Linked DNA regions of Mus musculus: region 1 is linked to region 2. Evidence: chromatin loops called from intact Hi-C (ENCODE). Cell type or tissue: heart. All regions are shown on one strand. Links, peaks and the distances in the headings refer to the core of each region. The heading gives the core; the rest is flanking DNA.

Region 1 (5,375 bases), core at 312-5,311, 110 kb before region 2:
GATCTGTGGTTCCCAGCCCTGCCTTTCTCCCACGTTGGAGCTATAAAAGCAGGAACCAGGACAGGAACACACCAGAATCTCTCTCCAAGCTGTGACCGACACTGGCAAGATGCAGGCCCTACTATTCCTTATGGCACTTCTCTTGCCTTCTGGGGCTGGAGCTGGTGAGTTCTGTCTTCATCTCCCTAGCTTCTGAGTTTTCAGAAACCGACCTTAATCTCTTAGCTTTGGTAACAGAGACCCTAACATGAGGTAGGATCCTAAACTGACATAGTCTAGGGGAAATCTGTAGGTCAAGAAAGAATAAAAAACTAATTCCCCTTTAGAATGTTTCACCAAATTACTCTCTGTTCTGATAGGTAGCTCTTCTGTGGCCTTCCCTTAGTGTTGAGGAAGATGGAATGAGGGTGTGGAGAAATGTCTGATGAAGTAGAATGTCAAAAACATGAATGGGCATTGTGTTCTGAATGAAGGTTGAGGGTGGACAGTAAAGACTAGTGAGAAAAATAGATCAAAGGGCATGTGGATGGGCCTGAGCCCCATTCAAGGAGGGGTGGGCTTGAAGCAGTCACTCAGAGTTAGCCCCATTTTCCTGTGCCAGGGCTGTGTTGGGGGGTCCTAAACTTCTGTTACTAAGAACTTGGGGTTCTTTGTTCCAGAGGAGATTATTGGTGGTGTTGAGTCTAGACCACATTCTCGCCCTTACATGGCCCATCTGGAGATCACCACTGAGAGAGGGTTCACAGCTACCTGTGGTGGGTTTCTCATAACCCGCCAATTTGTGTTGACTGCTGCACACTGTAGTGGAAGGTAAGAGGCTTCTCTTCCTGTGAGGAAATGCAGGAGCCAGAGTCACAGAGCAGGAGAGCCCTGAGGAAGGCTCTGAGTGCGGTTCCCCTCACACTGAGAGGAAAAGGAGAGCACAAGGCCTCTCATTTTAATTGTCATCTCTCTTTTCAGAGGTCTGAGCTTTAAACAGGGCTGTATCTGGGACAGAATCTCCAGCTCTTGTGCTGGTATCACCAGAGCTCAGCCATGGGCTGTGGTACTCAATGTAGAGTGCCTGTCTACCATGTTCAAAGCTATGGGTTCAATCCAAGAGCTGGGGGTGGGATATAGGAAGAGTTGCCTGTCCTGAGTTTCCCTAAGCCCTGTCCTTCTCAGAAGGCTGTGATCCTGGGAGCTCCATCTCAAGTCTGTCTAGGAGCTCTGCCCTGGGATAGAGAAGAGAGACTCTAGTATCGCTCGCTCTCCTTGGAAAGAATCCTCCTCATAAGACCAGCCTTTTTCACTGCTTCTTTCTCTGTCAACAGAGAAATCACTGTCACCCTTGGAGCTCATGATGTGAGCAAGACAGAATCCACACAGCAGAAGATAAAAGTAGAAAAACAAATCGTTCACCCAAAGTACAACTTCTATTCCAATCTCCATGACATCATGTTGCTGAAGGTACCCTTATTTTTCTTGCCCTGCTTAAGTCTCCCATCCTTAATTCTCCTCCTGCCTCAGGCCTTTGAATTCTCTCTTGTCCAAATCACTTCCTTAGAACCCACTCCTGAATTCAAAGTGGGAATGGTCCCATGTCCAAGCATTCTTTTCTGATTTGACAGTTTTCCTCTCCTTGCCTCAACAGCTTCAAAAGAAAGCCAAAGAGACTCCCTCTGTGAATGTAATTCCTCTGCCTCGTCCTTCTGACTTTATCAAGCCGGGGAAGATGTGCCGGGCAGCTGGCTGGGGGCGAACTGGAGTGACAGAACCTACCTCAGATATACTGAGGGAGGTGAAACTGAGAATCATGGATAAAGAGGCCTGTAAAAACTATTGGCATTACGACTATAACCTCCAGGTCTGCGTGGGCAGTCCCAGAAAGAAAAGATCAGCATACAAGGTGAGTACACACCTGCTTTTCCTCCCCTCATCAGGCAACAGCATCAGAGGAGGAAGTGTGCTGAGCATCTCTCCATGGCAGTACCCAATGCCTGTGTTCTTAGGCTGCTAGAGCTTAGCGAACTGAAATTATCCCTCTTGTTCCCATCTGCCTATGCCAAAGCCCTTCCTTAACCTTCCTATGAAGCTCCAGAACAGAAATGAAGGGAGCAAGGGAAACAGTCTCAACACTAGGACAAAGCCGGGGGGTGGGGGGAACAATCATTAAATTCCTAACTTAAAACCCAAAGGGAGCCTGGAACCCTTACTACCCCATGGAGTTAGCTATGATGGGGGGGGGGTCTGTAGTTGGGGGAATGTGATCTATGCTCATAGTCTGATTTTTCTCACCTACAGGGAGACTCTGGAGGACCTCTACTGTGTGCTGGGGTGGCCCATGGTATTGTATCTTATGGACGCGGAGATGCAAAGCCCCCTGCAGTCTTCACCCGAATCTCCTCATATGTGCCCTGGATTAACAGAGTTATAAAGGGCAAGTAGTGAAAAGCCTGACCTGCGTGCATCAGAGTCTTCAAGCCAGAGCTCTTCTGATAACCCTTGGGTTCAACAAAGCATGTGTCCATCCTGTCACCTGCCTGCCCCCGGCCTGTCCTCAGCCTGCCCCCAGCCTGCCCCCAAGATGATCTGAAAGATGAATTCTGTGATGATGGACTGTTCCCTGTAATGCACCTCAGTAAAGCCCTAACCTCCAGCAGCTGTGTGACTCCACTCTGTGATCTAAACACTCAGTCCCTCTCTATGCTCAATGAAGAATTGACTTGAGCTACTATCTTGCATGTTAACAATCTCAACTACTGACTTCCTGACACAGGGTGTGCCACTGTGAATTATTGAATATTAATTAACACGCATGGCTGTGAACAGTAAGATTTCACATCCAGGTTAATGTGCACTGTTCTGTTCTTCCCTCCACTGTCCTGCCTTCTCATCTTCTCCCTCCTCGTCTCTCAGCTCTTCTGCCCACAAACCCCATGCCTTAGCCACTGCATCTTTCCACACATTATAGCAGACTCCATGCCTAGGTCAGACATGGCTGCTGATCCTTGTGTCCTCACCACCTACCCTGCCATCACCATCCTCTCAGTATTGCACCTGCAGCTAGAGCAGAGCATGCCCTCAGAAGTCCTTGGAGCATGACTGTGGCTGCAGCAGTCATAATAGGAGAGCATCAGAACTTTCTGGAACCAAATACAGGGCAGAACTAACCCATGATGGGAAGAGACCCTCTAGTACTTAGCAGGTACTAGTACTTAGCATGGTGGCTCTAGGCCTGCTTCTGAGCCACCCACATAAAACTGCCATCTTCCTCAAAGATCCAGCCTTTCAAAAGAATGTCTGAGTTAGGTGAACTTCTAAATGACCTGCTCTATTCTTAAAAGCCAAAGCCCCCAATGTTCTTAGTCAAGAGAAGCAATACTTTAACTACCGGGTTCTGTAGAGTCTGAAATAAAGGAGACCACACATTAGGTTTAGTAGGCCCAGGGACCCAATATGATGGGTTTGGCCCTCTGACTACTGCACCATGAAAAACTGCTGTCAGTCCTGTGGATTCTGAAGAGGAAGAGACCACACATGATGTCTACTAGGCCTAAGGGGGTGTAATATAAAGGGTGTGGCCCTCTAACTACTGTACAATGCAAGATTACTGCCAGTACCAGCCTCAGACCAGGAACTCAGCACCTCCACCCTCCTCCTGCCCTGCTCGCCTCTCCTCTGGGTTTCCAGCTTCAGCACAGTGCAGGAGAGATGCAGAGATAGCTTTCAAAGTGCAAGACTCACTATAAAATCTATTCTAACTCAGGAGGGAGGGAGCACTAAGAAATCTAAAAGGATCTTTTAAAATTAAAGCATCTGATTTGGATTATAGATACATGGGTGACTGGTTTGCTTTGGTTTAATTTGGTTTGGTTTGGCTTTCTGTTGTTTATACCTGAGTAACTAAATGGGTCTTTCTCTTCTTGACTTAGATTGGTGTGGTTTGGGCATATTATCACCATGTAGTTCAGGCTGACTTCCAACTATGATGCTTCTGCCTCAGCCTCCCTAGTCCTGGGACCCTCAAGCACTAATCACCTGCTTTGGCTTATATAAAGGTTTGAAAATGTGAAACACAGACAGAAGCTGTGTCTTTTCTAAGCAGAGGTGAATACTCACTAACCTGCAGCTGAGGGCACACTGCCTCTTTCCCCACAGTCTAGGAAGGTCATGTACTTGATACAGTCTTCCTCCCTGAAGCTGGGCAACTGGAGACGAGGAGAGAGTGATTGCCCCACCCTGAAGCTTGGCCCACAGTAAAAGGGAAGCAGGTGGAGACTCCTGAGAGCTGGGCTGAGGGCACAGGCTAAAATGGCTTCCAGAAAGGTCACCTCTACAGAGCAAACCCCATCACATGGTTCCCTGGTGCCAAAGGAGCAGTTGGTGACCTAAAGGCTCCAAAATCAAGACAAGAGCTTTATCACCACCACAGCATCCGTTCTTAGGCATGGTGGAAGGAGGCCAGAAGCTGCAGGCCCAGTGGACACTGGAAAGATAGAGCAGCCATGGTCTCATGAGTCAGCAAGGCAAACATGCAGATAAGAGGGATTTTCCCATGGTGGGTGCAGTCGCAGTCCTGGGCAGCGTAGCTTAATAAGGAATCTTAGTGACCTAGCAGCAGATACCTACTGAGGGTGTGCAAAGAGATCAGCTCAGCCGACAGTAGCTGAAGAAAGTGTCCAAGAAGTCAGCAGAGGCTCACCCTTCGGAAAAGTGGAAACAAACCACAAGCCAGCAAAAGTGGGTAAATCTTTAGACCAAAAAATTGAGAGGAATGTGGAGGTTTATGTGCTAAACAGTGACTAAAAGCTATTTACCTTCAGAAAACAGAAAAGCCTTACAATGAGCAGAGTCCTGTCTCTGGTGAAGTGGGAGAAGAAGAAAAAAAAAAGAGTTATTACTATCCTGCAGCAGGTGTTACCCCTCGCCCCCATGTGTTCTCGGCCTTCCAAAGGGATGTTTTGATCAATTATTTTGCAAATGAAAACTTTTACTAGCCCAATAAACATTTTGAGGAAGGAAGGAATGTAACCTTGTGTCACTTTTAAGCTTAAACCCTCTTTGAATTTTGCTTTGCTTTGATTCATTTTATATAAGAACTTGCTTGGAGACCTGGAACAAGTACCACACTCTTCCCTCAGCCTCCCAGGTACTGAGGCTTGCAGTATGCACCACTGACGTGGAGACTTAAGGATTCTTTGGAAAGTCAGTTTGGTTGAATGGTGTTTTAACTGGGGCCAAAGATGTGAAGGAATAGTCTGCTGAAGCAGACACAGTTGAAGGCTTTGCTAACGCAGACTTGTAAAGGAACATTTTTCTGAAGCAGATACAGGTGAAAGGATGTTCTGCTAAAGCAAGCACATGAAAGAACATTTGATGAAGGATTCTTCAGT
Region 2 (5,375 bases), core at 152-5,151:
CAGCTGTGTGACTCCACTCTGGGCTCTAAACACTCAGTCTCTCTCTATGCTCAATGAAGAATTGATTTGAGCTACTATCTTGCCATGTTAGCAATCTCAGCTACTGGCATAGGGTGTGACACTGTGGATTATTGAATATTATCTAACACGCATGACTGTGAACAGTAAGATTTCACATCCAGGGTAATGTGCACTGTTCTATTCTTCCCTCCACTGTCCTGTCTTCTCATCTTCTCCCTCCTCGTCTCTCAGCTCTTCTGCTCACAAACCCCATGCCTTAGCCACTGCATCTTCCCACACATCATAACAGACTCCATGCCTAGGTCAGATATGGCTGCTGATCCTTGTGTCCTCACCACCTACCCTGCCATCACCATCCTCTCAGTATTGCACCTGCAGCTAGAGCAGAGCCTGCCCTCGGAAGTCCTTGGAGCATGACTGTGGCTGTAGCAGTCACAATGGAGAGCATCAGAACTTTCTGGAGCCAAACACAGGGCAGAACTAGCCTGTGATGGGAAGAGACCCTCGAGTACTTTGCATGTACTAGTATTCAGCATGGTGGCTCTAGACCTGCATCTGAGCCACACCCATTCAACTGCCATCTTCCTCAAAGATCCAGGCTTTCAGAAGGATGCCTGAGTTGGACGAACTTCTAAGTGGCCTGCTCTCCTCTTACGAGCCAAAGTGCTCATTGTCCTTAGTCAAGGGAAGCAATGCTTTAACTACAGGGTTCTGTGGATTCTCAAGGGGAAAAGACCACACATGAGGTCTGCTGTGCCCTAAAGAGGCTTAATATGATGGGCGTGGCCCTCTGGCTACTACTATACAATGAAAACTGCTGCCATGACCAGCCCCTGACTAGAACCTCAGCACCTTAGCCCTCCCCACAGCCTGCAAGACTCATGGATGGGTTTCCATCTTCAGCACTGTTCAGTACAGATGTAAAGATAGCTATCAAATACAATACTGACTATAAGTTCTGTTCTAACTCTATGGGAGCAGGGAACATACATGGGAATTAAAGAACCTAAAAGAATCTTTAAGAAATTAAAGAATCACCGGGCGTGGTGGTGCACGCCTTTAATCCCAGCACTCGGGAGGCAGAGGCAGAGGCAGGCGGATTTCTGAGTTCGAGGCCAGCCTGGTCTACAAAGTGAGTTCCAGGACAGCCAGGGCTATACAGAGAAACCCTGTCTCGAAAAATCAAAAAAAGAAATTAAAGAATCTGTCAGATTATATATACATAAGTGACCTTTTTTTTTTCTAACTCTTATTTATAGTTGTATAACTAAATGGCACAACCTTTTTTTTCCATTTTTACTTAGATTGGTGTGGTTTGAACATAGTCTCACAGTGTAGTTCAGACTGACTACCAACTCATGATGCTTCTGCCTCAGCCTCCCTAGTGCTGGGACCCAAAGCATGCTCCACCACCCCTGGCTTATACAAAAGTCTCAAAATGTGAAATACAAATCAGAGACAGGAGCGGTGTCTTTTCTTAGCAGAGGTGAATACTCACTAACCTGCAGCTGAGGGCACACTGCCTCTTTCCCCACAGTCTAGGAAGGACATGTACTTGGGACAGTCTTCCTCCCTGAAGTTGGGCAACTGGAGGTGAGGAGAGAGTGATTGTCCCATCCTGTAGCCTGGCCCACAGTAATAGGGGAGAAGGTGGAGACTCCTGAGAGCTGAGCTGAGGGCACAGGCTGAATGGCTTCCAGAAAAGTCACCTCTACAGAGCAAACTCCATCACATGGTCCTCTGGTGACCCAAAGGCTCCAAAATCAAGATAAGAGACTCATCAGTACTCATGACTTCTAACGGTCATGCTTAGGCACGGTGGAAGGGGGGCAAAAGCTGCAGGCCCAGTGGACATTGGGAACAAGAGAACAGTCATGGTCTCCCAGGGTCAGCGAGGGACACATGCAGATAAGGACACAGGCACCCGTTATGGGTACAGTAGCAGTGCTGGGCAGCCTAGCTTAAGAAAACCTCAAAGAGTATCCTAGCAGCAGATACACACAGACAGTGTCCAAAACAAAGTACAGCTCAGCCAACAGCAGCTGAAGAAAGTGTCCAAGAAGTCAGCAGGTGTTCACCCAAGCTTGGCAAAAGTAGAAACATAGCCCAGAAGCAAAAACAGGTAAATCTGAAGGTGCAGAAAACACAAGAGTGCAACGGAAGGGATGTAAGTGCTAACCGGTGACTAACGGAGAGTCACATTCAGAAACAAACAAAACAAAAACAAAAACAAAAAGCTCACAATGAGGAGAATCCAGCCTCTGGTGAGCAGGGGTTATTACTCTCCTGCAGCAGATGTTACCACCTGACCCCATCTGTTCTTCTGACACCCAAAGGAATGGTTTTATTAATTAGTTTGTAAATGAAAATTTCTAGTAGCTCTGGAAACATTTTTAGGAAGGAAAGAATATGACCTTATATCATTTTTAAGCACAAACAATGTTTGAGTTATGTTTCATTCTGATTTGTTTTATATAAGGTCTTGCTTGAAGCCCGGGCTAGCCTTGAACAAATACCATACTCTTGCCTCAGTCTCCTGGGTACTGAGGATGCCAGTGTGCACCACTCTGCCCAGCTTTTCATCCTATAATGCAAAGCTACTCCATGTTAGCATGGAGTCGCCGTTGTGCACAGAATACATCTTGAACATCTCAATTTCTTCTAGTGCTACATTACTAAATTATTTCCTCAGAAACAAATCCTAAACTTGACATAGGATTGCATGCAGGTAATGCTAACATTAGGGAGGCAGAAGCAGGAGGAACACGATTTGAGGCATGGTCTCATTTACATATGGAGTTCACAGCTAACCTGGGCTACAAGAAAGCCTGCCTGCCTCAAAATAACAGCTGAGAAGGGAGGGGAAAGAGTAGGAAGGAAAGAAGAGGAACAGAGGGAGGGAGAGAGGGAAGGAGGGAGGGAGGGAGAGAGGGAAGGGGGGAGGGAGGGAGGAAAGGAGGATATGAGTCACTCCTGGGTGACAGCTGTCCCAGCCAGAGCTGCATGCACTCTATAACACATTCCATTGTGATAGGTCAGTTTTCCCAACAGGCTTACAATGATGTACATAATTGAAATTTTGAATATATTCTGTATAAATTATTACACTGTAAATTAATCAAACCTTTTGAACAGTTTTTGTGCTCATGTCTTGGAACACTGGGTCCCCAGGTAGTGGTACTGCCTTTGGAAGGTTGTAGAACCCTAAGAGGTGCAGTCTCATGGGAGGAAGCTGTTTGGTGCAGGCTGGTTGTGAAGTTTTATGTCAGAGTGGCACTTCCTGTCTGCTGATACAGTGCGACTCGCCCTTCACAGTTCTGCCACAATGTGTTTCCATCATGAACTGTGTCCTCAAACTGTAGCCATGAGGTTTCTTATCACACCTTTCAAGGAGCAACAAAAACAACAGGTTTCATCAGTCACTGCCTTAAGTAAAGGCAGCATCTCCTACTGACCCCCATTGCTTTGTAACTAATCACAATCCCAGCTTCCTGATCTTCAAACCATAATTGAACTCTGAAGTGCACAACATAGACAGCAGCCAAGGGAGGCAGCAGAGAAAGCAGAATTCTGGGAAACTGTAGCAGACAAAGAGAATGCAGGAAAATCATGGGATCGGTGTTTATGAGGTTGATGCCCTGCTGGGGACTGAACCTTATCTCCTCCCCCACCTACAGCCAAGCCAAGAGATATAAGCCAATGCTGGTGGACCTGAGCCATGGTGTTGTGGAGCCAGCTCCCTAGTTCTATATGACCTATCCCTCCGTTTTCAAGGACACAAGAGGAAAACCTTGCCTTGGGCTCTGGGGCTTGCTCTCACCGATGCAGAGCCGCCAGACAAGACATCTCCAGCTCCAGCTCCTCCTCTTCCCTGCTAGTGATGCAGGGTCAGAGGACAGCTCTCAGCATTAGCAAAGGAAAACACAGGACCTGCAGTTACATTCCCACCTAGGAACTAAACCTCCAGTCGGTCTCCAAGAGAAATGGCACTGCACTGTGTGGCCTTCTCTTCATTAGACTCCTTCTGAGTCCAGAGAAGCATCGAGAAGATACTTAAAATGTGTTTAACAGTTAATGGTAGAATGATCATGGTCTCAGTTTCTAGTCTACATTTGTAAACAGACAGTAGTGGTATTTCCCAGGGTAGTTTTAACAACAAAAGAAAAGGTGCTAACTCTCAGACAGTGACATAGTTTAGAACCATCCAGGCTTCTGGAGAAAACTGCCTACCTCATACCCATAACCCTAACTTCCTCTCACACTTACCAAGAATATTTCTCTAGGATGGTTAAGCAGAAAGGACCCTTAATTTGAAATCAGAAAGATCTAATTCTAAACCGTAAGAGCTAAAGGTCAGGTCAACAAATTGAAACAGTAATAAGTATTTGATGAGGTTGCTATGAAAGTAACAATGTTCCTAACGGAATGACACTAAATTGCATACACAGTCTGAGGAAATGGTCATGCCATCTCTTCTCTTTCAGGTTGAAGTCCCTGAGGTCCTATCCTAGACTTGGCTTCCTCCTTTAGTGTTTGTTGTTTTTTCTCTCTGTCTCTTCTTCAGGCAATAACCACAGGTTCCAAGAAAAAGAAATGCAAGCTAATGTCAGATTTTAGGTAACCCTTATTTAAGGAGAATGCTGTTCAAGTTTTAATAAATAGTGAAATAACATGGAATGAAATAGCATAAAAACTAACTGTGTATATTGTATTTCTTTCTTTACTTTTTAAATTTTCCATACATCAAAATATGATCATATCCATTTCCTAACTCAACCCCTGTACATGTCTATACATGTATATGTCCTTAGAGTCTTTTTCCAAAACACATTTCCTGGTGAGGGCTATAATAATCACAGCCTCTGTGCTCCTGGAGTCTCACTGCAAAGATTATCCTCTACCCAAGATTCTAGGGATCTATAACAAGTTGCCCTAACTAGGAAGGTAAGATCCCTTCATATTCCGTCCTGACACTCCTAACCCACACAGAGGCACAGTTGAGGACCTATCTGAGTATCTGGGATCCAAGAGTCCAGGCTTCAGTTTCACCTCTAGTAAAACAGTGGTATTCCCGGGGAGTGTCCAGTTATGAAGACAACTTAAAGAAGACGCCTTGACCACACAGTTCCTGTGATAACAGCTCTGCCACTCCCCTGCCCGCTGGGAGTAATAAGCCTAAGGCCCAAATATGAAGCCTGCAGCAGCCCTGAGGAGGCCCTCTGAGAGGATGCATCTTCTTACTCTTCATCTGCTGCTCCTTCTCCTGGGTTCCAGCACCAAAGCTGGTGAGTGCTGGGGTCGCTCCCTCTCCAATCTGCAGGGTCAGCTCCTAAAAGAACAAAGCTTAGTGTGTC

What was found. A loop is a pair of places that touch in the nucleus more often than their neighbours do. Peaks named below come from ENCODE experiments on the same cell type or tissue, not always from the same donor. Only the 100,000 strongest peaks of a DNase experiment are listed, where the experiment ranks them.
Region 1: a loop joins it to region 2, with 25 times the contacts of the local background. A loop is called at or near these places in 3 of 42 quality-filtered maps.

What each region holds. Positions count from the first base shown.
Region 1 is chr14:56,057,009-56,062,383 of GRCm38, reverse strand. Mcpt4 (mast cell protease 4) reads left to right here and starts at 74. Exons shown (of 5, transcript NM_010779.2): 1 at 74-164; 2 at 660-810; 3 at 1,314-1,449; 4 at 1,634-1,888; 5 at 2,284-2,640. The coding sequence starts at 110. The coding sequence ends at 2,427. In heart, for the core only: no CTCF peak of the experiment used is centred there; no DNase peak of the experiment used is centred there.
Region 2 is chr14:55,944,406-55,949,780 of GRCm38, reverse strand. Cma1 (chymase 1, mast cell) reads left to right here and starts at 5,106. Exons shown (of 5, transcript NM_010780.3): 1 at 5,106-5,306. The coding sequence starts at 5,249. In heart, for the core only: no CTCF peak of the experiment used is centred there; no DNase peak of the experiment used is centred there; H3K27ac peaks cover 1,046 bases.